Regions from separate parts of the Mus musculus genome. Here regions 1, 2, 3 and 4 are each linked to region 5. The links are chromatin loops, found by intact Hi-C in ENCODE. Cell type or tissue: heart. All regions are shown on one strand.

The links. A loop is a pair of places that touch in the nucleus more often than their neighbours do. Peaks named below come from ENCODE experiments on the same cell type or tissue, not always from the same donor. Only the 100,000 strongest peaks of a DNase experiment are listed, where the experiment ranks them.
Region 1: a loop joins it to region 5, with 11 times the contacts of the local background. A loop is called at or near these places in 3 of 42 quality-filtered maps.
Region 2: a loop joins it to region 5, with 11 times the contacts of the local background. A loop is called at or near these places in 4 of 42 quality-filtered maps.
Region 3: it touches region 5 in a loop (8-fold over the local background); 3 of 42 quality-filtered maps call a loop at or near these places.
Region 4: it touches region 5 in a loop (6-fold over the local background); 4 of 42 quality-filtered maps call a loop at or near these places.

The regions. Positions count from the first base shown.
Region 1 is chr1:73,186,154-73,191,153 of GRCm38, reverse strand. The region is part of intron 1 of Gm29185 (a long non-coding RNA gene); the gene reads right to left. Among named protein-coding and RNA genes, the nearest start is that of Gm31197, 48 kb to the right of the region's middle. In heart, no CTCF peak of the experiment used is centred here; a DNase peak (open chromatin) is centred at 2,183; H3K27ac peaks cover 799 bases.
Region 2 is chr1:73,198,191-73,203,190 of GRCm38, reverse strand. All of the region lies in intron 1 of Gm29185 (a long non-coding RNA gene), which reads right to left. Among named protein-coding and RNA genes, the nearest start is that of Gm31197, 60 kb to the right of the region's middle. In heart, a CTCF peak has its summit at 2,832; a DNase peak (open chromatin) is centred at 2,890; H3K27ac peaks cover 1,759 bases.
Region 3 is chr1:73,070,337-73,075,336 of GRCm38, reverse strand. No RefSeq gene overlaps it. Among named protein-coding and RNA genes, the nearest start is that of 1700027A15Rik, 57 kb to the right of the region's middle. In heart, no CTCF peak of the experiment used is centred here; a DNase peak (open chromatin) is centred at 2,916; H3K27ac peaks cover 582 bases.
Region 4 is chr1:73,103,219-73,108,218 of GRCm38, reverse strand. No RefSeq gene overlaps it. Among named protein-coding and RNA genes, the nearest start is that of Gm29185, 35 kb to the left of the region's middle. In heart, no CTCF peak of the experiment used is centred here; a DNase peak (open chromatin) is centred at 2,188; H3K27ac peaks cover 551 bases.
Region 5 is chr1:73,267,044-73,272,043 of GRCm38, reverse strand. It overlaps Gm29185 (a long non-coding RNA gene), which reads right to left. Exons shown (of 5, transcript XR_865539.3): 2 at 2,875-2,969; 3 at 2,178-2,279. Among named protein-coding and RNA genes, the nearest start is that of Gm31344, 94 kb to the left of the region's middle. In heart, no CTCF peak of the experiment used is centred here; DNase peaks (open chromatin) are centred at 2,463 and 2,763; H3K27ac peaks cover 669 bases.

The sequences.
Region 1 (5,000 bases), 81 kb after region 5:
TTAAGGAGGAGGACTGGATTCTAAATTACACAGGAGGCGTTGGGTCTGGACTGTTTTCATCAGGAGCCGTGTCCTGGAGGTAACAGGCCATAAATAGTCATTTAAAGAGAAGTAGGAATGTGTTAGGGTGGGCCCAGGAATGAGTCAGGGCAAAACAGGCTCGTGAGGGAATGGGCCAGCCAGCAAGCAGGAGCTGAAGCTTTGGCTATGGGAAGGAGACAGGTAGGCAACAAGTGCATGAAGCCCAGGCACAGCACAATGGCTTTAGTGGAGCATCACTGTGCAGAGTGTTCAGGGTTGATGATGTGGAAGGACCACTTGGACAAGTTGTTACAAAATGTCTACATAAGTGTTGGTACCTTTTGTTTGTTTTGGTGGTGGTGGTGGTGGTGGTGGTGGTAATAGTATGTGTGTTGGTCAGTGTTGAGGGGTGTGTGTGTGTCTGTGTGTGTGATAGAGAGGAGGAGGGAGAAGGAAGGAGTGGTTTTCTTGTTATTTACTCCCTTAGTGGTTTAATATGCAGCTAGACTTGCCCTATGTTGTTGTAGAGCATACAATGCTGAATGCATAATGAAAGCTGAGTGAACTAAATATGTGTGATTCTTACCCCCACAGAGCCTTAGAGCCATGGAGCAGAGAAAAACACACACAAACACATAATTATACACTGTGAATCGGGCTACAAAGGAAAAGTAGAGAGTGGAACTTGTGTGTGTCACACCCAATGGCTCATCTTTCCAGTTTCTGAGAGGTCAGTGGTGATGGGTGCCACAGTTCCATAACAGGAAATCATTTAGGTGAACTGGGAGGGATACACGCTCCCATGTGTTATATGCCAACCCAAACTTTGTAAAGGGTAATCAAGATTTTATTTTTAATATAAAAATAGAAAAACTTAATGCTATCTGTGCCTAACATACAGAACTGGAGAAAGTCTTTCCCCCTAAACCAAAGACAACATTTTGACCCTGGACATCAGAGAAGATCAAGGGACTACGGCAGAAGCCTTTCAGTGAACAAGAGTATTAGGATTGGTCAGTGAGAGTCCCTATGATAGGTGAGGCAATGGCTCCTGCAGCCTGGAGAGAGAGCGAAAGGGAGGCAGAAAGAGAGGTGGGGAGTTCAAGCCATTCCTGCATTTCTTCTCATTATGTCAACAACTTCAACAACTGTGCAGCAGCCAGATAGCTTCTAATAACTGGGAATCATGACTTAGACTGCATAATTTTCTGCATTTGGAAAAGGTGGGTGAGGGGAGAAATCTGGGGAACAGAAGAGGGGCTAATGTACAGGAAACTCCACAATCTACCTTAGAAAGTGTTTCTCCCACTTAGTCTCCTGAGGGAGGGCAATAGCATCTGTGCATTGTGTGTAGAATTATACAGATGTTATCTGTTTGAATATTCCCAACCAGCTTAATATCTTGAGGTAGGAAGGAATTTCTTTAGAACTCTGAAACTCAGGGACTCCCAACACCAAAAATTGAGGACATGGTGGAGCTCAAATTTAAATCAAAATTAAGACTCCTGGGTTCCATGAAATAATACTGGGATACTTAGAGACATATATAACACACAATGTTGCCCTCTACAAAGTTCATGCTCATGAATCATGCAGTTGAGTTAATATATATATCATATATATGTATACATGTACATATATATGATGTATATATACACATTTAATCTCATATATTTTAAAAATGTTTGTAAGGGTGTGCATTCATACTATCTTTGGCTACATGCAGGTGCATGCAACCCATGGGCCACAGGCTTCACATTCCCGACTGGAAGTGGGAGATGAAGATGAGAGGAAGAAAAAGATGGAGAGAAAGAAGCAGAACAGAAGACTAGAATGAGAGGGGTTCAGGAAAGAGAGACGTGATGATCAAGCAAAGGACAGGGGAAAAGGAAGTTAGAAGAGAAAAAGGATGAGCAGAGAGGAGGAAGGTGGTGGAGGAAAGGAGAGAAACCTGACTAGGTCATGAGCAAAGTCTGCTATTTCTTCAGCCTGCAGCTGCAGTGAAATGTCCCACTCTGTCTCCAGTTTCTACCGCTTCCACAGTGCAGGGTGTTCTCAGTTTCCTGACCCTCTGTCCTGGATTCCCATGGACACCTCTTCCTTTCCCAGCCTCTCCCTAGTCCCAGAGTTTGAACAAAGCTCCCATCCGGATGCCTCTGCTTTCTCACACAATGGCTTCCTTGCCATTGAAGACAATCTGTGCTACTGACCTTTAACATCTGCTGGCTCAGTTACACCATGAGGAGACAGGAAAGACTTCCTCTTGGCATGGTGATGTTTTTCTCATAGTGGTGAGTCCAAAGGGATCCTAGATGGAATGGGGCTCAGCTACCAACAGAGAGGACAGGGGCAGTTCTGTGAATTGCCTTCCTTCAGAGGCCACCAGAATCTATAGCGTCTAGTCTAGACAATTCTTCCACACATACTAATCTAGAACAAACCCTCCCTTTTACAATATAAAAGGGCAAGATATACCTACAGGAGCTTCCCTTCCAAAACTGTTAAGTAGCTAGGCATGGTTTAGCCTTGGACATCAAGGATGCACCCCCGCCTAAGGATGCACCCCTGCCCCATGATAGGCTTTGGAGGCCATCTCCCATTTCTTGGATAACATTTAAAAAGGTAAATACATTTAAAATGGTAAATACTCAGCCCTCCTGTCAAAATAATGGAATAATCCTGGACTTAAGAGGAAACATGACATTCTGATCTGCTCGAAAGGTTAGGCCATATCAAACTATTGCCTTAAGAGTTGATAGAGTAGGGCCAGCCAATCACCTGGCCAAGCGTCTGCCCCACAGGACATACATTCATCTGAAGAAATGCTATGGAGGTGGGAGGAATGATTATCCCCTTAATGAGATAATGTTCATATCCTTTCCAGGAAACTCCCTCCACACAGCTGCCTTCAGAGTCATGCAGCATGCCCGTTTTTGTCTGGTCATTTTCTTATTTCTTTATTCATTTTAATTAATAGGCGTGCTTTCCTGGACATTCTGGGATTTCTTACCAGCTCTCTGAAGCTTTGCTGTTTGCCAATCTTCATTGTCGAACATGTCTGCTTTCTTGGACTTTGAAAGCTCCAGCATTCTCCCTTCTTCCTCTCTGCACCTCTTCTCTAGTCAGCTGCTGAGATGCACAGCTCACCTGCCCTGTTCTTTTCCTTCCAATTTCTAACAAAATCTTTGTCCTCGGGCTTCCTTCTGAGACCATTTTTAAATTCTTTAACCAATGAGTCAGAAAAGGGAGCCCTGACTTCCCTGGTAACTACAGGTTTTATACAGGCCCTCATGCTAGCTGCTACTCCCTAGACCTGCCATTGACAGCAGGTCACCCTTTTCTGCTCTCCTGTAGGGTGTGTAATGGGACCTGTCAGCCCCACTGGGAAGCATGCATGAGCATCAGCCTCATATAATTCATGGTTGGTTTTTCACCCTTCACAAACAATCTTCCCATTGTCTCCATCCACCCCATCTCCAACCTTGCTGAGTTGCTGTCCAAATCAATCATCTTAGCAATAGAAGCAGACAACATTGCCATTCCATTACCAAGATTTGCAGCAGCACATGCTGGTAGTTTTGACGAATCAAGTCTTGACTGAAATGTCCAACTCCCCCTAAAAAATGTTATTTCCAATGGCCTCCCTAAGATGACTTCTATCCATTCCCCCCACAAGGTTCTGTGTGGGATGTCAATATTCTTATTTTCATTACAGCACTTGCCCTGGCATTTGTGTGACCCAAGCTGTAGAGCTGAAGTCCTCACATCAGGCTCTCAGGACTTACTATGTGACCTGCACCAACCCGGCTCATGTATGTTCAATAAATGTGAATATAAGAAATAGGTGTAGTTTAGAGGCAAAAGCACTTGCCCACCATGCATGAGACCACAAGTTTGATCATCATCATTGTAAAGTCTTTTTCAAAACAACAAAATGAACAAAATAACAATGGGTGGAGGAGCCTGGATCACCCAAGCCCCGTTCTCCCCCCATAGCATGCTCTCTGCCTTTCACCTGGCATCAAGTGGCTTTTCCTTTTGCCTTCTCATTTTTTGAGTAGAAAAGACCAGATCTTGTCAGTCATTACCCATGTATAATTATAATTTCTTTGCTGTTACTTCTGGCTATATGCTTTTCCTAAGTTATACAGCTGTAAATTAAAGGATGACAACAGAACTATCTTGAAAATTAAACAAAACAGCTATGGTGATGTGATCTGCTATACATTAAACATTCAACTAGAATCAACTGCTTTGTATTCCCCCCCCCCTTTTTGTCCCTGTAACTTACTTCCCTGCCTTGTCCCAGTTCTTTCTTCCTATCCATAAACTAGAGGAAAAGAAGATGGGCAGAGTTACCTGAGAAGTATCAACAACAATGATACCCAAGAAGAGTCTAAGAGAGCAGCAGCAGGCATTGGGGACAGCAATAGGGATGTTTAGGATGTAGAATGGTCATCTCGAAGATTCTACCCTCCTATTCTGAACTTCACCCTTTTGTTAGTCCAGCTGTGCAGGTAAATTAGGGAGCATTTATTGAACCAGGTGTGGGTTGGAAGAAAGAACCCTTACACTGGAAATAGAAGATTTGTTCCCTTGAACTCAACCAGATTCGGGTTTTGAGGAAAATCAGCTCACCCTCATAGTATCAGCTCATCTCCAGTGCTCTTAGCTCACCCCTGGACAGACAGACACAGGAGGTCTCATGGCTAAACCAGAGCAAGCTGTTTGTGGCAGCGATCTTCAAACAAGGGCTATGTGAACAGATGCTCCAAGAAGTATTATTTGCAGCTTTTGGTTTTCTTTGTAGGACTCCAACCCTTCCCCACACAGACACCTTAGTCTTCATCTTATGTTTTGATAGACCTGAGTTGAAAGACTTATTCTCACCAGGCTAGCCATCTGGATTTCTTCCCTCATCTCTCCTGGAGCCTCACCTTCTCTAGGGAGGATTTCCTTCTCAAGCTGACAAGAGTAGA
Region 2 (5,000 bases), 69 kb after region 5:
AATCACCAGTCCTAAAGCACCAGAGTTAAAAAGAACAAGGTACAGAGAGGCAGTCTGGAATGTGTACAGCACAGTTTGATTGGTCCTTGAGGCTAGGGGAGAACTAGACTACCCCTGGGCTGGGATCACTGTTTGAAGACTTGATAATACTGACGTTCTCCTGGTTAAATTAACAGCCAAGCCCTGAACCTCACTCTGAGGAATGGTTCCCTTCCCTGTCCCAACACCCTTTCTTTTCTTTTCTTTTCTTTTCCTTTCTTTTCTTTTCTTTTTTTTTTCCATTTGATCTTTTCCAAGTTAGCACAGGCAGAATCCCCTTATGTTCTGACCACCCCTCCTCCTCTCCCACAAGCAAGGGCTTTAGGTTTCAGGAGCCAGTGAGTTTGAGGCAACCACAGAGATGAGACTCCTCCTCGGAAAGTGATGTCTGCTCATGAGGCATGTGTGTTCTCAGTCGTGCCATCTCCTCTTTGTCTCTGTCACCCTCTCCCCCCTCCTCCTTTGTCTCCATACTATCTAGTTGATTTCAGTCTCTAATCTCTGGTTTCTTCTTCCTTCCATTTCCTTGATTCTTTTTCTACTCGTCTGTACTGACAGATTCAGTGATTAGGAATATATTTATTTGCGTGTTTTATATTTTAAGTGGAAAGTGGAATGATGACATGAATATATCTTAGGACCAACAAATAGAGTCCTGAGCCATGCCAGGCACTGGCAAGCATCCAAAAGCCTCTACCTTTACCATTTGGTATTCTGAGCACTCTTGAGTGATCGGCTGGTTGATTGATCAATTGATACAGTATTGCTCCCATTTTTCACATGAGAAATTTTACAAAAGGTAAGTTGCTTGCAGTTAACAAGTGTGATCTGATCTCACGGCCCATGACAACTACTCCGGGGGCCACATTCAACCACTCTGCTGAGGTGACAAAAGGTCAATTACTGTTTTACATGTGTCCATAGCCAAGCAACCTATCCTAGCCCAAAACAGAGTGAGGTTGTCTGAAATGAGGTCAGATGAAGTGCAAGGACGGCGTACTGAAAGGTGGGTAAGATGGGATTTGAAGTCTTTATACTGAGGTGGGAAACACACGATCAGTGCAGTTGCAGCCTCTGGTCCAGAGAAGCATTTGTTACTAATCTACAGTCCCCAAGTAATCATGTCTCTAAGTACTCCCAGCTTACCAACCCTGAGCATTGTCATATGTCATTTGCATTTGTTCAGAGACACCACCAGGAGTGACAGCTATTGCCAGGGACATCAGAAGAAGAATTATTGTAGGCTCATTGAAGGATTTCCTTCTAAACCAAGATGCCCTAGCTAAGTATCAGCACTAAGGCTCCAGATATATGAGTGTAGCCACTTTTTAATCTTCCAGCCATCACATGTAACAGAGGAGTCATCCCAACTGAGCCCTGCTCAGATTTCTTACCTACACAGTGAAGAGGAATAAAGATATTTTAGAGTACCTACCTTGGGGTGGGGTGAAATGCAGCCATAGATAGGTAGTCAGTGATCCTTCAAAGACTCACTGAGTATAGTATTCTTCTCCACCTCTCCAAGGGCATCCATGACCTGGCTCCTCACCCCCTCTATAAGGTCCCAATTCTTGACCAAAAAAGAAAGAAAGAAAAAAGAAACAAAACAAAACAGAGGAAACATGAAGTGAGAGACAGAATGAAGTGAAGCTTCACTGGTGACTCATTGCATCCAAACAATGGCTTCCACCATCTATGGTAAGAGTATTCATTATAAACCAGAGACCATTTTAAAAAAAAAAAAGACTCCTTTGAATTTCTTTTTTTTTCCATTTTTATTAGGTATTTAGCTCATTTACATTTCCAATGCTATACCAAAAGTCCCTCATACCCACCCACCCCCACTCCCCTACCCACCCACTCCCCCTTTTTGGCCCTGGCGTTCATGCCCCTCAACAGAGGAATGGATACAGAAAATGTGGTACATCTACACAATGGAGTACTACTCAGCTATTAAAAAGAATGAATTTATGAAATTCCTAGCCAAATGGATGGACCTGGAGGGCATCATCCTGAGTGAGGTAACACATTCACAAAGGAACTCACACAATATGTACTCACTGATAAGTGGATATTAGCCCCAAACCTAGGATACCCAAGATAAAAGATACAATTTGCTAAACACATGAAACTCAAGAAGAATGAAGACTGAAGTGTGGACAATATGCCCCTCCTTAGAATTGGGAACAAAACATCCTTTGAATTTCTACATTCCTTATACCACCAAATATACTGTAAATTGCCTCTGGTGCCACTGAGTGCTGACAGAATCTTCAATTTCTGATAGGGAAAGGAAGGGTGGGGAGAGAGTCTACGGACAGGAAAAGGATGTTTGGAGAGGTCCTCCACCCCCAGACATTTGGAACTTGATGGGAAAGGAGACTGTTTCTGGACAATAGGGAAGGGTTCTCTAAAAATGCTATGACTGAACCTGATCAATAGTCAGGAAAGAGTTAATCCTTCATTCTCACCTTTAGTATCCAGCACCCATTAGAGGTGGCAAACCATCACAATGACCTTACAAGGTGAGTTCACTTTTCATCTCTGTTCCCTAACCCAGGCAATGGGGGAAGTGAGCACAGAGGTCCTTAGGGCTTCTTCAGAAAGCAAATCCCACCACCTACCACCGTGAAAGGAGACGCCTACTCTTTGTTTTATTGACTCTTCTAGCAAATGCCTGCTCTCCCTTCAAGTACAATAAATGATTACAGTGCAAAGGAGGCTATGGGTGGGGCCTCCCTTTCTTGATGATGTCTCTGGTATCATGACCTAGAGAGGAAGAGGCAGGTCCTTCAGAGTGTGGCCTGCAGGGACCTGGAAGCAGCAAGATAATCTGTGGGTTCCCATCAGTGTGGGAGAGGAAAGGAGGCAGGTGGAGCCCGGGGCTGCAACAGGAAGTGACACAAACAGGACAAGCAGCTGAGATAACAAGAAACCATGGAGGAAACCAGGTCAGAGGAAAGGGCCATGCAGCCCTAAGTGAGAAAGTTGTAGACGGTGATAAGATTAAGTTGGTAGGCAAAACCCTTCTCAGTGGTGAAGCAGAGTAAGGAATAAGAAGCCTTAGAGCCCCGCAAATCCTTGCAAGCCTACAAAAAGGGATACACTGAGAAATAAAGTTTCACACAGTGGCGACAGATCACAAAACGGAGCAGTGGTAGATGGGAACCCGAGGAGAGCAGTGCAGGTAGTCAGATGGAGGTTAATGAGAATCGGGGTAACAGAGCTCTGTCTCAGGTTTCCTCTACAGACTAGGCCTGCGAGATGAAGTCATGACATTCTAGACGTATCAATTTAAAATCATAATTGTGATTTATGGTCTGCCCGGTGCTTTATACTTTATAGCACATTTCATTTTATCTTTATCGTCGCTTTGGGAAATCAGAAGGGCGGGTGTCATCGACCTCATTTACTGATGAGGGAATGAGGTTCTAAAGTGATTAAGGGACTCACCAAGGACATATAGCAGCCAGGGTCACTAGAAAATAGAAAGGCTAGCCACAAACCAAGACACTCCCACCCCTAGTATCTGCACTGGGATCTATACACCCACCAATCCATTGTTCTGAAAAAATTATCACCCTTTCCATACATTGAAGTAAATGTATTCGGACAACCTGCCTTTATTGTTACCATTCCTTACGTCATCAAAACGTGTGCAGTGTTTACAAGAGCGACTATTAAATTCTCTAAACCACCATGGAAGAAAACACAGTAAAAACAGACCTGTAAGAAGAGTCTGAAAATGTCTTGTGCAAGCGAAAAATAACACTTAACACACAAAAAAATTAGTTCTTTGCTCCCTGGCCTGTTTCCTTGAAGAGGGTTAATGTATAATTGTGTGTTGTGGAAATTATTTTAATTCTAGTCCTACCTTAAAAGGCTTCCTTTATAAGACAGGTTAAGAACTGTGCCATCCCAAAATCACAGAAATTTTGAGTTTGATCTTAATTGATGTAGGGATCTTATTGGTCCCTCTATCTGGCTTCGTGGATGCGTTTCCATTAGGAACTGAGTAGTGTTTGGTGCTGGAGTCTGGGCCTCAGCACACACACACACACACACAGCTGTGGCAGCATGAAATACAAAGAAGACAGCAGAGCAAGGGCCTGCCACCGCTCTGGCTGTGCAAGAGTGGAGGAGGCTGCACAGGCAGGTTGCTGAGCCCTTTTAGAGCTCAGGAGAAAGCTGTCAACAGGAGAAGGTAAAGGTCAGTATTTATGTCCAAAATGAGGCTCTGCCTTTGGGAGCTCTTGACAGCAGGGGTGACATTTACCATGAGAAGATGACTCAAGGTCAAATACGGTAATTTCTCAAGAACAGACAATAAAGAACTAGAGGATGCCGATGAGCTGTGCATCAGAGACACCTGGGAAATGGCCACAGAGCAAGGTTGGCTTGGATCTGTTCCCTGAATATGGTACAGAAACGAGTAGGAAGGAAATCCAGGGTAAAGCCGGGGAGGCAGAATGCTGGGTGTGTGGAGGGAAGCCTGAGAAGGGCAGCCCTGCTGACAGCAGCCAGTCCTGCACTGGAGAGGCAAGTGCTTAGAAAGAGCATGCAATGTATGATTCCAGAAACCCAGGGAGGCACCGTCCCTCTCAGGGCCAGCACTTAGTAGGGACAACTAACCATTAAGTATCCAGGTTTGCCACCCATGCTCATAAATGAACCATAAGCTCCCCCCCCCCTTCTCCTCTTCTTTCCTCTCCTCTCTTTCCTTTCTGCCCACCACCCTCCCAGATGTTGAGGACATCAACATCATATCTAACATGGTTTCTGATAGCTATTTTCTAATTGGCTCTACAAAATGATGTGCTTAATTACTGCAGTTTCTCGTACATTCTTTCTGTTGATCTTTCTACCTCACTCCCCTCTCCTGTCCCCTGGTCTCCTTTTAATGGCTTCCTTTCTCCCTTTCTCCTTCTGCTTTCATGTCACATGAATTCGATTAGCATCAG
Region 3 (5,000 bases), 200 kb after region 5:
CCAAGGAATTACAAGTCTCCATTCTCAAGCTAGCAGCAGCTGTCCTTATCCATGATCTCTTCTAAAGGAGCGCCACATAAAGTCAACAGAGTGCTGCCCTGCTCCATAATAGAATCCAACAGGGTCTCAGGCTTCTCCCATCTCTTCTTACAGCCTGTGTCTTTTCTGCTAATTGGACAGCACTTTATTTCTTTAAATAACCCCAGACTACTTACTTAAACTGATGTTCGTAGCCCTTTGGGATCTTTATCTCCCAAGGCCATTTTACGACCTAGGCTGCAAGGTAACGTTTTTTTCACTAATGTTACAGGATTTATAGTCCTATGCATACAAAAATCCCAATGTCTACCAATAGTTTCCCCTTACTCATCACCCCCTGGGGAAGGTGTGCTAATGAAAACCATCACACAGGATGATTCAAACTTCCATGAAGTGGCTGAGTTTGTGGGCATGCTCAATGGGACGCCTCCATTTGCACTTTCCAAACAACTTCACAACTCAATTGTGCTGCCTGGATGGTTCCAAATTTCTCCTACTGAGCCTGATTTCCCTCCTACTTTTTTTTTCTTAATTATTAAAAACACAGGCCATCTGCCATCCCAGGAGGAGGAGGAGGAGATGGCCAGAGGGCCATAAATGGATCCTACATGATGCCAGGCTCATGATGTCTGTTTGCCCTGCCAAGGCAGCCTCAACCATCCCATCTAGATGGATGGTCTCTGCTATTCTTCTCTGGGGGATTTCTGTCCCTTCGCCGAAGAAAATCAGTTTAAAAGGATAAATACAAAGTGCTCACAGAATGGGTTAGGAGCAGAGAGGTCACCAAGAGAATCCCACAGAAGTCACCCCACCCTTACTTTCTCCCTTGGAAAGTCTGGCATTTGTATGACTTCCAGTCCCTGCTGACTCTGAAAATTCAGAGATCAGATTTCCATATTAAAGACTTCCACACTTCCTGGCTCTTCAGCATATTCATTTGCCTGAAGATTATAACCCAAGATTATAATCCCATAGTTTGAATGTAGCCAAATTTTACATTGTGCTTCATTCCCCTGTGAGTTCCAGAGCACCGATGGAAATAAAGAGTCTCCTTGACACAGAGATAGTTGATAGTGAGGCTAGCTTAACATGGAAATCTATGAACTTACAAAGGAAGCATTTGGTCTCCTACAAAAAGTTAGCCAATTTAAGAGTCGTAGACACAGGCTTTTGAGCCTTCCTCCACTGACAAAAGATCACAAGGCTTGCAGTGTTACAGAGTTAGAAACTAGACTTTCTAGCCAGCAAGCCCCAGAGTCCTTCCTATTCCAGTTATGGGTTCAGAGGATCCAAACTCAGATCTTCATGAATGTATGGTAAATGTCTTATTATACACACATCTCCCAGATCTTATACCTGGTTCTCACCACACACTTCAACTGGATTTGAACAGAATAGTAGATTCCTCTTTTACAGCACTATGAACCTAGGTGAGTTACTTAACTTTTTTTTAGTTTCTGAGCTAAACTTTAACTTCTCCATGCCTCAGTTTTCTTCTTTATAAAATGGGTATAACTATAATACTTTTATCACAGAATTGCTAGAATTATCTAATGAGTTGGTACATACAAAGCTTTTCAAGTAAGACCCAGTATACATGTAATGTTCTCATAGTTGCTGCTAGCTTAAACAAGATACACTTCCAGGGATGGGTCCCTTCTGGCTTGTACCTCAGTAGGATTCCATTTTTCTGCCCTGTGTCTGGGTGCCGGACAGTCTTCAGAGTCTGGAATCCTGTCTCTAGAGGTACAGATCAAGGAAGGCATATTGGCATGGGAGGCAAAGTGGCCAGAAGCCCAGGCAGGAGCCAGCACAGTGGAGGCTGGTAGTCTTGAACTCTTCACAGAGCAGGAAAGGTCTCCAGATTCACAGCATAAAGAGGCATCAACTAACACTGTGCTTCGGTGGTATAAATGTTACCCAGAATGCATAAGGCCCTGACTTCCATCCCCAGGGTACCTTAATTAATTAGTTAACTAATTAATCAACCAATCAATGCAATTTAAAAGATCCTAACAGATTTTGGAAATAAAGCTTTGGCTGGAAAGGACCTTACCGTCCACAATAGCTGATCGCAGTTGAGGGGTAGATCCAGCTCCCACTCTTTAGAATCTACGCTGACCTTAGAGACTTGGCCCAGGGAATATGGCAAAAGTAAAATCAAGGGCCTTTGGAAGTCAAGTCTTCAAAGCCTCTTTGGGGACTCTGCAATACTTTTTACATGGCAGCCCAAGGGCATAACAGAGTGCATCCAAAACCCAATAGGGGCCTAGATCCAATGTCATTATAAGAGAAAGGGGAGAGAGGTTTGATACAGAGAAGAAAAAAGAAATAAGAAAGGAAACTATGTAATGTCGAAAACAGAGGTGGGATTGCTACATGCCAGAGCTTGTTTCAGATTGTCAGAGACTCTGAGCATTTGGAAAAGGCAAGAAAGGAGTCTCCCCTTTTCTGCTTCCTTGACTTGCTCTCCTGTAAAGTCACAACTGTCTGGTCTTCCCCATCTCTGCCTTATCTACACCTTGCCATACATCCCTTATCTCTTGCCCCCAGATGTTCTACTCTGTCCATCCATTTCACATCTCATGCTCACGCATGGTCTCATGAAGGATGTGGTCTGTGTTTCCCCCTCTCCCTTCCCCATCTTCCCCGACCACCTGTTCCATCAGCACCAAATATTATTTATTACCAATCTAACCAACTTCATTTAGGGGACAAACTCCAGCCCTCACCCTCTTCCTGCCTCTTCAATCTGAGGTGGAGACATCTGGAAACAAGTTTAATAAAGTGGCTGACAGGCAGCTAGGTCCTGGAGCTTCTCAGGCAGGCCCCTGGGAGCCATTCCACAGAGGAAGCCGGAAGAAATGGGGCTAATGGACTGCTGGTCTCAAGGAGAATCCATTTGGCTGTTCCAGGATGGACAAGGGCTGCCTCCCCTCTACAACTCACAGGAGGAAGCTGCACCTGCAGAGAGGAAGGGAGAGTGAGTGGCTCCCGACCAAAGGTCCTCTACTCCCTTCCTGCTGAGCCCTCGACTCTTGAGGGAAATACTAAAACTCTCTAAGTCTCTGTCACTCAAAGATGGATTGGACCACATGGATTCGCAGACTGCTCTCTAATAGTCTAGAATCCTGGGATTGACCAAAGTCACCTGGTCAGAGACAGACAAAAAGAAAAGGCCAGCTAGCACCTGTCGAATCACCCATTGACAGGAACCCTGAGTTTTGAGTATTGTCTTGGGACATCAAGATAAATAAAGGAACTCACAGGTTAGAAGGAAAGCTATAGCATGTGTGCAAATCATTGCAAAGTCTTTCGTTGGAGCACTGAGCTATACGATTTTTTCCAGTAAAAAGCCAGTGAGTTTGTAGCCCAGCGGGACTAAGCTTCCATTTGAGGAAAAACAAGAGCTGAGCAAGGCCAGGTGCAATGATTGCCCCAAGCTCTGGGTGGTAGTCTGCCTACTCTGACTCCCACAGGAACTGAGGTACAGTCCCAACAAAGTAGGGGAAGAGTCAAAGGAAGCTTTCCTGAGGAAGAACTTGAATGGCATCCTGAATGGAAAGAAGAGGGTGTGGATTGTGTGGGCTTGATGAAAAGTAAAAACAAACAAACAAAAACCAGGACTCCTTGTTCAGATGTTTCAAGACACAGAAGATGAAACCAAACCTAAGACCCTTCCCAGCACTGCAGGGGTCCCATGCGTGAAACAACCTCACACTAGGGCACCCCTTGGGTACTTCATGGCATGAGTTCTTTGTCAGTATACTGCCTACACGGGCATCTGCCTATATAAGCTATGTGATTTATATCAGTACATTTCATGCTATCTACTGAAATGATACTTTAGCTCATGAGAAGGTTCGTACATAAAACATTAAATTAGGAAAGGAAGCCAAAGGCCATTTCTAAACCCAGCAAAGTTAGTCCACATCTCCTCCAGCACCATACACTTCCTGGCTCCCTCAGTATCTTTTAGACCCCTCTCAAAAGAAGATATGCAAAAAAAAAAAAAAGATTCTCACTTCCCAGCCATACTGAGAAACTCACATTGCCCTCTCTCTACCCTAATCACCATCCCCTGCCCAGCAAGAGTCCAGTCAAGTGGTTTCGCTGGGAATTCACTCTCTCCCAGTGACTGGGAAACAGCCTCTATCCCCTTTCTCCAGCTAACTAGAGAAGCAAGAAGTTATGGGTCCTGCATTGAATCCTGTCTCCCCCAAATTAGCAACTACTTGGAGCTAAAGGTAGCAATATAAAGAGGGAAAATCTGGTATAAACCTGGGGAGACCTGGCGCTGCAGATAACAAAGAGTCATTAATAGCACCCACTCCCAGCTTTCTGATCAGAAAGTGGGTATTTTAGTTCTTCCATCGAGGTGACTTTCCTATGTGTTTAACATTCCTGCTTTCTCCAATGTTTACCTGTGAGCACAAGGGCCTCCTGCCCTCTACCATAGATGGGTCAGCACATTCACCTGGCTTTTAAGTTGATGTTGGGGATCTTAACTCTTAGTCCTCATACTTGCATAAGAAGGCCTTATCCACTGAACCACCCCACCCCTACCCCCAGTCCAGAGGACAGTGTTGTTCTGAGATGTCCATCAGGACTAAATTAGCCAACATCCGTGACAGTAGTGAATCTGTGTGGCACAGGCATGGAGCACAGTTCAACAGATCAAACCCGTTCTCTTTCCTAAAGGTTTAGAGATTTCAGAATGGCTTTGTCACTGTGGTCACCTCTACCTCACCCACACTGTGCCATGTGATAGTTAAGGTCAGTCCTGGGACAGGGGTGTTTAAAATGATGCTGGGATAATTCATCTCCAGCTCTAGAGATGGAGTGAAAGATCACAGCACAGTCCAGCAAAGGGGGTAACAAAAGTAGAGCCTTCATGGCTCTGGGGAGCACGGATGTGTGAGCTGCTGACCCTGTACAGCAACCTTAACTCAAAGATAACT
Region 4 (5,000 bases), 160 kb after region 5:
TCAGAAGACTGTAGCACTAGCCAGTGTCTGACTGCAGCATCATGAGGGGGTTCAAGAGAGATGCCCACCACTGAACTCAGTCAACACAGAGAGCTAGGAGCTTCAGTGTTACATAATGGTTCAAGCCACTGTTGGGCAAATCACATACAGCAACATATAACCAGAACACACTGAAGAGCAATAAAAGTTGGATTGAAGAGCAAGAATTGTTCATTGGTCTCTTCAGTTTCTAAAATACTTCCTATAAGGCTATGCCCACTGATGAGGGAGGAGGCATGGCTTCTCACTTCAGACAAGAGCGTCAAAAAGAAAGTCTCTTCTTTGGAGAAAATTTTCATGCAAGTGTGAGTGTCAGGTATCAACTTTATGAGTCCTCATCCTGGGAGACCCTGCACAATTACTTTACCTGTGCCCCTGTCGCACAATATAACTACCACTTCACCTCAATCCAAATAGAGAAATCTATGTTGTATCATCTGTACCACTTCCTCCTCCTCCTCCTCTCCCTCCTCCTCTTCTCCTTCTCCTCCTTTTCCTTCTCCAGCACCTCCTCCTCCACTTCCTCCTCTGCCTCTTCCTCCTGTCCTTCTTCTCCTCCTCTTCCTTCTCCAGCACCTCCTCCTCCACTTCCTCCTCCTCCTCTTCCTCCTCCTCTTCCTCCTCCTCTTCTCCTTCTCTTCCTCTTCCTTCTCCAGCACCTCCTCCTCCACTTCCTCCTCTGCCTCTTCCTCCTGTCCTTCTTCTCCTCCTCTTCCTTCTCCAGCACCTCCTCCTCCTCCTCCAGCATCTCCTCCTTCTAAGTCCTAGAAGAGAGAATTTTGCAGCTACCTTTAGCAATGCATTCTTCCAGCTCATAAGTCTTAATTTCAGCCCAATTTCTCCAGATGTAGTTTCAGCTCTTGTACCTTTATCATGTTCTATCTATCTATCTATCTATCTATCTATTTATTTATTTGTTTGCTCTTATTTACCTTCTATATCAAATCTACCTGCACTGCTTATTTGGATGGGTTTTGAAAATAACAGACTTAAAATGAATGAAGGAAAGAACATGATATAAACTCTTAATACATAATACAAGTGCAGTGCATAGTATCCCAGGTAGAGCCTTAGCTACTAGGGCATTTTTATCCTCTAGGATGTGCAGGTGTGTGGAAGAATGGAGAATTGTCTTAGTCAATATTCTATTGCTGTGAAGAGATGCCATTACCATGGCAACTCAAAGAAAAGCATTTAATTGGGGCTTGTTTATAGGTCAGAGGTTTAGTCCATTGTCATCATGGTGGGATAAATGGCAGCGTGCAGGCAGACATGATATGGGAGAGTAGCTGAGAGTTCTACATCTGAGTCCAAAGGCAGCAATGAGAGGTGGGGAGAGAGAGAGTGCCTGGCTTGAGCATTTGAAATCCCAAAGCCCACCCCCAGTAAAACACTCTCTCTTCTTTATTTCCTCCTTCATTTCCTGGAAGTGCTGGAGGACAATGGGAGGGGTTTAGAACACCACTTATACTTGACCCAGTTTGCCTTGGGACTTTCTCTGCATCCTTCCTGGGCACTGCCTTGGGACTTTCTCTGCATCCTTCCTGGGCACTGCCTTGGGGCTTTCTCTGCATCCTTCCTGGGCACCGCCACCATGTATGATAGCTGAAAAGGAACAGGACCAGGAGTGGGGATAACTCCATGAATGCAGAAAGTTCTGGTCACTAGCCAACCCTTGCCAAAGATCTGCCTCTACCCTATCTGTCTGTCACTTCCCAAGGTCATGACATAGATGGAGCGTTTCTTTGGGGGGGGGGGGCGTGCAGAGGCCCTTGCTACCATGTGTCTTTAAGTCTATCTTACCCTTTCCCAGAGCACAGTCTGGTCTTGAATCTGTTCTCTGAAGACAGCAAACATAAGAAAGAAACTCACTCTTGAGACAAGCATGAAGGAGAGGCAACGCTATCTATCACTCATGCTGCCCCATGACACCAAGCATCCTGACACTCACCCTCCCCAGCACCCTCTGTTATCCCTGATAGCCACTCTCAGCTCCAGACTCTCATCCAGCCAGTACAAAATCAAAAGAATGGATCTTGGACAGCTGGAATAGTCATCATCTCTCACTCTGTGTCTCCAATTCCTGCGGGGCCTGCCCTATGCCCTCTTCCCCCACCCTCCCATGGCCTCTCACTCAATTCATTTTTCTCCTGGCATCATAAGCTATTTTCCACCACCCTGCTGGCCTAAGTTCAACCCACTTCCCCAAGGGGTTTGTGCTCCCCACTTCATCTGTCTCCCTCATGTTCCTCCTGCTGGAACTGGATCCTCTGGTTCTATTTTTGGATTCTTTCCATTGGCCTCTCTTGGACTAGGCAGCTTACTTCTTCAACCTGCTTTGCATTTCTCTGGCCTCTAATGAGCATCTCTGAAATCTTCCTATGGCAGGTGGAGGCTACAGTCAGCAGCTGTGTGCTCTGATGGGTCTTCCCCTTCCCATCTTCCTCACCTTGGCAGAAACAGGGAACTTCCAATGACATGAAGACTTCATTATCCTTCATATCCTTAAAGGACATTCTTGAGTTTTTTTTTTTTTTCTGCAATAGTCCAAACTTGGGGTTAGAGGATAGCACCTCTGTCTTCCAGATGAACCTCACTTTCATGTCCCCTTTCACCTCCACTCTTTTCCTGATTTTTTTTTTTTTTTTTTGGTCACCACTTTCTTCCACTGTCCAGACATAGATAGCATACTCTCAACCTCTTCAATCCAATGAAAATCTGTCAATATTATGTGGCACTAAACTTCCCATAGATATAGCAACTATTCTGTTGTGACTTGTTTCTGTCTTTGGTGCCTTTTTATCCTGGGACAGGTTCCCCCTCCTTTCTAGAAATGCCAGTTCTTTCATTCCATTCATTTGTTCATTCACTCATTTAGCAGGGCAGGGGTTAGAACCTAGGACCTAGATGTTCTACCACTGAGCTAAATCTTCCAGAATAATTTATATATATATTTTTCTTTTTGAGAACCTTATTTCATCAAACATGATATTCAGTTGTTTTAATACAAATGATATAATTCAATTCTTATTTATAGCTGAATAAAAGCCATTTTGTATATACACTCCACATTTCTTTACCATCCCTCTACTGACAGGATTCTAAGCTGCCCTGGATCGTGGCCTCATGAATGGTTCAGCAGCAGATCTGGATACAGGTCTGTACAGCATTCTCTCCCTCTCCCTCTCCCTCTCCCTCTCTCCCTCTCCCTCTCTCCCTCTCTCCCTCTCCCTCTCCCTCTCTCCCTCTCCCTCTCCCTCTCTCCCTCTCCCTCTCCCTCTCCCTCTCCCTCTCCCTCCTCTCCCTCTCCCTCTCCCTCTCATCTCCCTTCCTTCCTTCCTTTCTTTCTTTTTTCTTTCTTTCTTTTAAACTCCAGATTTTATTCCCCTCCCAGTCATCCCATACCTCCTCCCCACACCCCTGTCTCCACAAGGATGTCCCCACCCCCCACCCCACCAGACCTCTAAACTCCCTGGGGACTCCAGGTGAATCTTTCTCTGACTAAACCCAGACCTGGCAGTCCTCTGCTATACATGCATTGGGAGCCTCATATCAACTGGTGTATGCTGCCTGGTTGGTGTTCCAGTATCTGAGAGATCTCCAGGGTCCAGTCTGAAAATCAATCTGGAGGTTCCTCAGAAAAATTGGAATTAGATCTACCTGATGACCCAGCAATACCACTCTTGGGAATATATCCAAAATATGTCCCACCATGCCACAGGGGCACGTGTTCCACTATGTTCATAGCGGCCTTGTTTGTGATAGCCAGAAGCTGGAAACAACCTAGATGTCCCACGACAGAAGAATGGATACAGAAACTGTGGTTCTTTACACAGTGGAGTACTACTCAGCTATTAAGAATGAGGACATCCTGAGTTTTGCAGGCAAATGGATGGAACTAGAAAAATAATTTATATTTTTTATTGTGAAATAAAATTTTACTATGTTTCCCAAACTGGCCTCAAACGTACACTGTAAGCCAATCAGACCTTGAACTTGTGATCTTTCTGTTTCGGGTCCCTATATAGCTGGCACTGTAGGACTGTGCCTTTAAGTCCAGCTCAGGTCTTATATCATGGGCATTCTGTTCACTTGGGTTCTCCTCCCCTACCGCATTTGTTTTGACAGGGCTGTGTTCCATCCTGCCCACACCTGGAGCTTTAAGAATATTGAAAGTCATCTTTCCTCCTGACTTCCTGTTTCAAAAACGAAAAGAGTTTCTACTCAAAAATATGACTTCTGTTGGTTTTCTCTTTGCTTTAAAAATACTTAAAAGTTCACATTTACAACTGCAAATGGATATACCTAAATATCTATGTACATATGTGTATCTATATGTATGCACACATATATACACACAGCCTACATTTATAACTGCAAATACATGTACATAAATATCTATGGACATATGTGTATCTATATGTATGTATACATATATACTCACATGCATAATATATATACATATACATATATATATATATATACACACACACATATTCTTCTTAATTTTCTCCCCTCCTTTCTCGCCTATACCTTATACTACAGTAGTCAGTCCTAAAACTGGGGTAAAGAAATTTATTTCTTACAAAAGAGTCCTTCTAAGAACATGAAAAGTCACCTCTATTCTTCTCATACCTCACCTCAAATACCCCAAGTCACAAATCTAGTTTTGATAATAACATACCCTTGCACTTATTTAAAGCCACCCTGTGCATGACTAATCACTGGCGGGCTATGGGGTGCAGACAGTCACACACTTGTCTTTCGTGATTAGAAGAAAACCCTCTGATTTCAGAGGCAGAAAGTCCAGGTTCTCCTCTCAGCACCATAAAACCTTGGTAACATAGGACTGGACGAGAAGCATCGGCTTCCTGATCTTTACTTATTTTCTGCCCTCAGAAGTTCACGTGACTGGAGTCCATATTCTTAAAATTTTGATTTTCTATTATTGCTATAGAAAA
Region 5 (5,000 bases):
GTGCTGCTGTAATGTCAGGCGACACTTAGGGGCTCATGGGTGTGGCTCCTTACCTTGTCACCTTTAATTTACTGCTGTACACTGAAATCTTACACATTCCTAGACCCAACACAAGACCACTGCTTCCATGGTATCTCCCTGATCCTTTCTCTTCCCTCTCTGTTTCTCTGAGTTCTTGGTGTGGCTTCTTAGATGGCATCTTGGCAATTTTCCTCTCTCATTTAAGTCTATAACACTGCCACCAAGATTTGACATCGTCACAAGGAACCCACATAAGATTGAACCTTTAACTTCCCACCATGGATAAAGGATGTGTCTGCTCCCCTCCCTAGAAAGCTCTCATCTCTTCCTGAGGGCCTAATAACTATCGACAATCCTTGGAAGATGGGATGCTATTTTGTTTAATAGTGTAGACACTGGGACATTAGGTGGGAAAAAAGAAATCTCAGAGCTAACGAAGAGGTATAGAAGAGAGTGATATGGTGGATATAAACATAATACATTATATAGAAATGTATGATGTATGGAACAGTCAAAAACAAAGAGAATGCTGTTTACTAGTTACTCCTGGAAAATAAACCAAAATTTTATTTTCAAAACCCAAAGCTATATTTTACACATTCAAAAAGGAGAACGCACAGTTGCCATGTGTCCCAGGTACTGTAAGAACCCTGAAGAAAGAAATGATGTTTACATTGGAAAAATAAAATGTCAGACACGTGATCTCATTCGATTCCTGCATAAAATCCTCTTCTCCTTTGTAAAATGGAGACTGCTGTGCTCAGAGGCAGAGAGATGGAATCACTCTGCATAGAAATGAGAGATCAGAATCAACGACCTGGATTTCATCTGTTCCTTTCTCTCCACCATGTGGCCGCCCAGGATGCTCCTGCATCCTTCCTGAGAAAGAGCCCCAGGAAGCACAAAGGGACTTCTATTTTCATCTTTTAGTTCCAACAAGATGAGAATCAGCAGGCCAGCAGACACACTTGGGAATAATGGCTGTGCTCTCTCAACAGGCCCCCTCCCCCCAGTGCCTTTGTCCCCACTCTGAGTGACCTAGACAGAACAAGCCAGCTCTGTAATGACCACTTCGTCAGCAGGGGCTGTGTATTTAGTAGCAGGAAATATAAGCTTTTGTGGTCAGTGTGACGTCATCCCACCTACTAAACAGGCCTTTATAACTTGACCACAAAAAGGTTTGAAAGGGATAGACACACTCACAGGGAGAGAGGCCATGGGGCTGTGAGCAGTTGTCTGCCCTGAAAGAAGCATTGTGTCTTCCGATTGTCTCCCCAAAGCCTGATGTTTGGGCACTGTAGACAAACATCTGGGTGATATATGGTGTTTTCTCTACATCACCCAATGCCCCAGCTCATCTTCATCCTCTTTTGTTTTCTTCCTTCTTCGTTCCCTTCATCCTTTGCTTCATTTTTTTAAACTCTCCCTTAGTCTTAAAAAAAATGTGTAAGGGAACTAGTAAATCTTTTTGTTTTTAAATTTGGGAGGGTCCATGATACCCACTCACATACATGATTTTTTCTCCTGGATTACTCACAGTTGGGAAGGAAAAAGAGAAATGCACAGTGGTCGGATGGAAGAGAGAAAGAATAAAGGAGAGAGCGTAGGCAAGCTCACAAATACTTAAAGAGACCTAGCTTACAACCAGAGGGATGTAACGTAAATATTTCTAAGTCACGAGTATCTTAGTTTGCTCAGTGGGTTTAGAGGAGCTCAGCTAAAGGACTCGGTAACTTTAGGGATTGTAGTGTACAAGTTCACAGCTATATTCCACCCCAAAACTGGGTCTACCTCTTATTTTACTTTTAGGTAAAGAAAGGTATATTAGGCATGGATACAAACATTCACATTCAACACAAAAATTGAAAAGAAAAAAAGAAAGAAAGAAAAGGAAGGAAGGGAGGGGGAAGGAAGGAAGGAAGGAAGGAAGGAAGGAAGGAAGGAAGGAAGGAAGGAAATAAAAATTGATTGATATGGGCAAGTTTGTTTGTTTGTTTGTTCGTTTGTTTGTTTTGATTAGGGGGATTTGTTTGCTTGTGGTTTGTTTTTAAAGCAGATAAGACCCAGGACACAGAGAAACTGAAAAGCTCTTACCAGTGGATCCCAGAAGATAAATAGACAAAACAGAAAGGAGAATTCTCAAAACCAAAAGCTACCTTTTACACGTTCAAAAAGCCGATTCCATAGTTGCTATGTATTCCAGGTGCAAGAAGGATCCCAGAGAATGGAGGTTTCACTGGTCTCTCACACCTCTGAGGCTAAGAGACGGGGAAAGAGGGAAGAAGAAGCTGTGTTGGTGACTGTGAGTCTGACCACTAAATTAGGCTGATGGAAAAGTATGGCTTCCTTAATTTTCAGGGTGTGGAAAGCTCCCTCCCAGGGCTGAGTGTTCCTCTGAGGACTGGACAGCAGGAAACACCTGCTTCACTCTTCCCTGGCTTTTTTCCCTTTAAGAATTCTGGGTCCCCCGCCCCTTTTAACTCGCTATGTTGCACAATGAACAAGCAGATTTCCACACATTCCCCCATTTAAGAGAGGAAGTCTGGAATAATCTATTAGCAATAAACACACTTTGATGGCTTTCCTACCTCCGCCCTCATTCTCCTGTCTTCCAATTGACTTCTACAATTGCTTCCTCAAGCTGTCTCCCCTGACCCTTAGGCTAAGAATATTTTTCTCCTAGAATAAATCAAGAATAAGAAGCCAACCTGCACTGTTGAGGGACAAGTGTACGTTCTGTTCACCAGGATTCCTAATTTTAGATTGTGCCCTTCCCTTCTTGCAGCAACGGGAAAGCAAATGCAATTCCCATTATGGAAAGGCATGAAAAACAGATGTGAGTCTGAATCTCACCATGATAGCAGCTTTCAAATGTCCTCTCAGAGGAGGTGCTCGGAGCTGTTAGCAGGTTCTTGGAGGAGCCCTCATCCATCATGGCGAACATCAGCCTGTAAAACCATGTGCACAGTCACACACAGGATGGGGAAGTGCTCTTAGCACACAAAAGCATCCAAGAGACCCAGCAAGCTGTCCTTAGGCTTACAACGACTATCAACAGTTACCAGATCCAATGTCCTCCCTCTAATGAGATGAACATTCCCCAGTGATGTTTGGGAAACTAGCTTCTCCCCAACATGTCCTACTTCTGTTCTCACTGGAAACAAAGAAAACCTGGCACAAAAAACGCAAGGGGAAAAAAACAACAGAAGGCACCACTTTCATGAAGAGCTCTATGCTACACGTACGTGGTCAACTGAGTTATTTTTGTCTTTTAAGAGATCTACATTAGATAGAAACCTTAACAAATCCCTGTAAATTTCAGGACTGTAAACCTTGACACACGCTGAGCTACCTCATTTCTCTAACAATCTGTAAAGCTGGGGGATTAGGATAGAAGACCTTTGAAGTCGCTTCTAAATTTCTAAACATCGGTTGCAATGTATCTAGCAATACAGGGCTGGATCTCTTATTTAAATTGTTCTAGAAATGAGGAAAGAAATGAGGAAAATAAAGTAATGAAATCTAAGAAAGGAATGCTAAACACTAGTCAATGAAAAGATGAGCAAATTCAACCTCTTTGCTGATCAAAGAAACAGAAATGAAAACCTAGACTACGAGAGTACATCTAAGCTTAGCCAGAATGGAAAAGAAAAATTGCATAATTAAAAATTGTATCAATGGTTACAATAGCAACGCTTTGGAAATATATATATATACTGTTACAATTGAGTAGTCCCTTTGTCTGTAATTTCACTTTCTGCAGTTTCAGCTTGACCTACAATATGAATGGAAAAAATCTGAAAAAAAAAAAAGGCAGCTCTTGAGTTTTAATGTGTATTGTTCCAAGTGTCAGGATGAGATCTCACATCACCTCTTTAGCCCACCCAGGACGCCAATCACTCTTTTGTCTAGAGCATCTCTGCTGTACATGTTTCCTGCCCTCAGAGTCACTTAGGCATCTCAGGTATCCAGGTGCTTGTGGTCCATTAACCTTACTTTATTTAATGATGACCCTGAAGCACAAGAGTAGTGATGCTGGCAACTCAGATGTGCCAAGAGTCTATAAAGTGCATCCTTTGGAAAAAAAAAAAGATAAAACATGTCAACTTCATAAAAAGTGGGGGAAAGGTATGCCGAGGTTGTTGAGGTCAGTGCTAAGGACAAATCTTCTACCCATGAAATCATGAAGGAGGAGTAAGGGATTCATGTTAGCTTTGCCACTACACCTCACACTATTCAAGTGAAGGCTACAGAGTTAATTATGTAGAAAAGACATTGGCTTATAGTGTTACGTGATTTCAGAAATCCACTGGGAGGGGGGTGGTCCTGGAAAGTCTCCTATATGAGGAAACTGCATATCTAGTAATTCGGATACCACTAACCATTAAAAGTGATCTGAGTTCTAAAATGTCTTAATACTGAAAATAAGGCTGTATTATATTCTAGTTTTATTTTCTGTGATAAAAATATTTTATTAAAATCAACTTGGTGGGGGGGAAGGAGTTACTTGGCTTATAATTCCAAGTAACAGTCCACCATGTGGTTAAGTCACAGAGGTTTGAGACAACAGGTTGTCTTATAGTCATAGTCAAGAACAGAGGGAAACGAATATATCCATGTTGCCTAGCCTGATTCTTTGTTAGTTTTCTTTATTTTTATATAAACCAAGGTCCAGCTTAGGGAATGGTTCCACCCAAAATGGAATGGGTCTTTCTACATCAATCAATGGTCAAGAAAGTCCTCCACAGACATGCCCATGGGTAAACCTGATATAGGTAATTCCTTAATTGAAATTATGTGCCTAGATGATTCTAGATTGTGCGAAGTTGACTAACAGATCAATTTTTTAAAAGGAAATAAAATACATATAGCAATACTCCACTTAATGAAAGCATGGATATTCATGCATGCTTATGCATAGAAAAAAAATCTTCATGTGATACCCACCACAGCAATAGCAGTGATTATCTAGAGGTTCT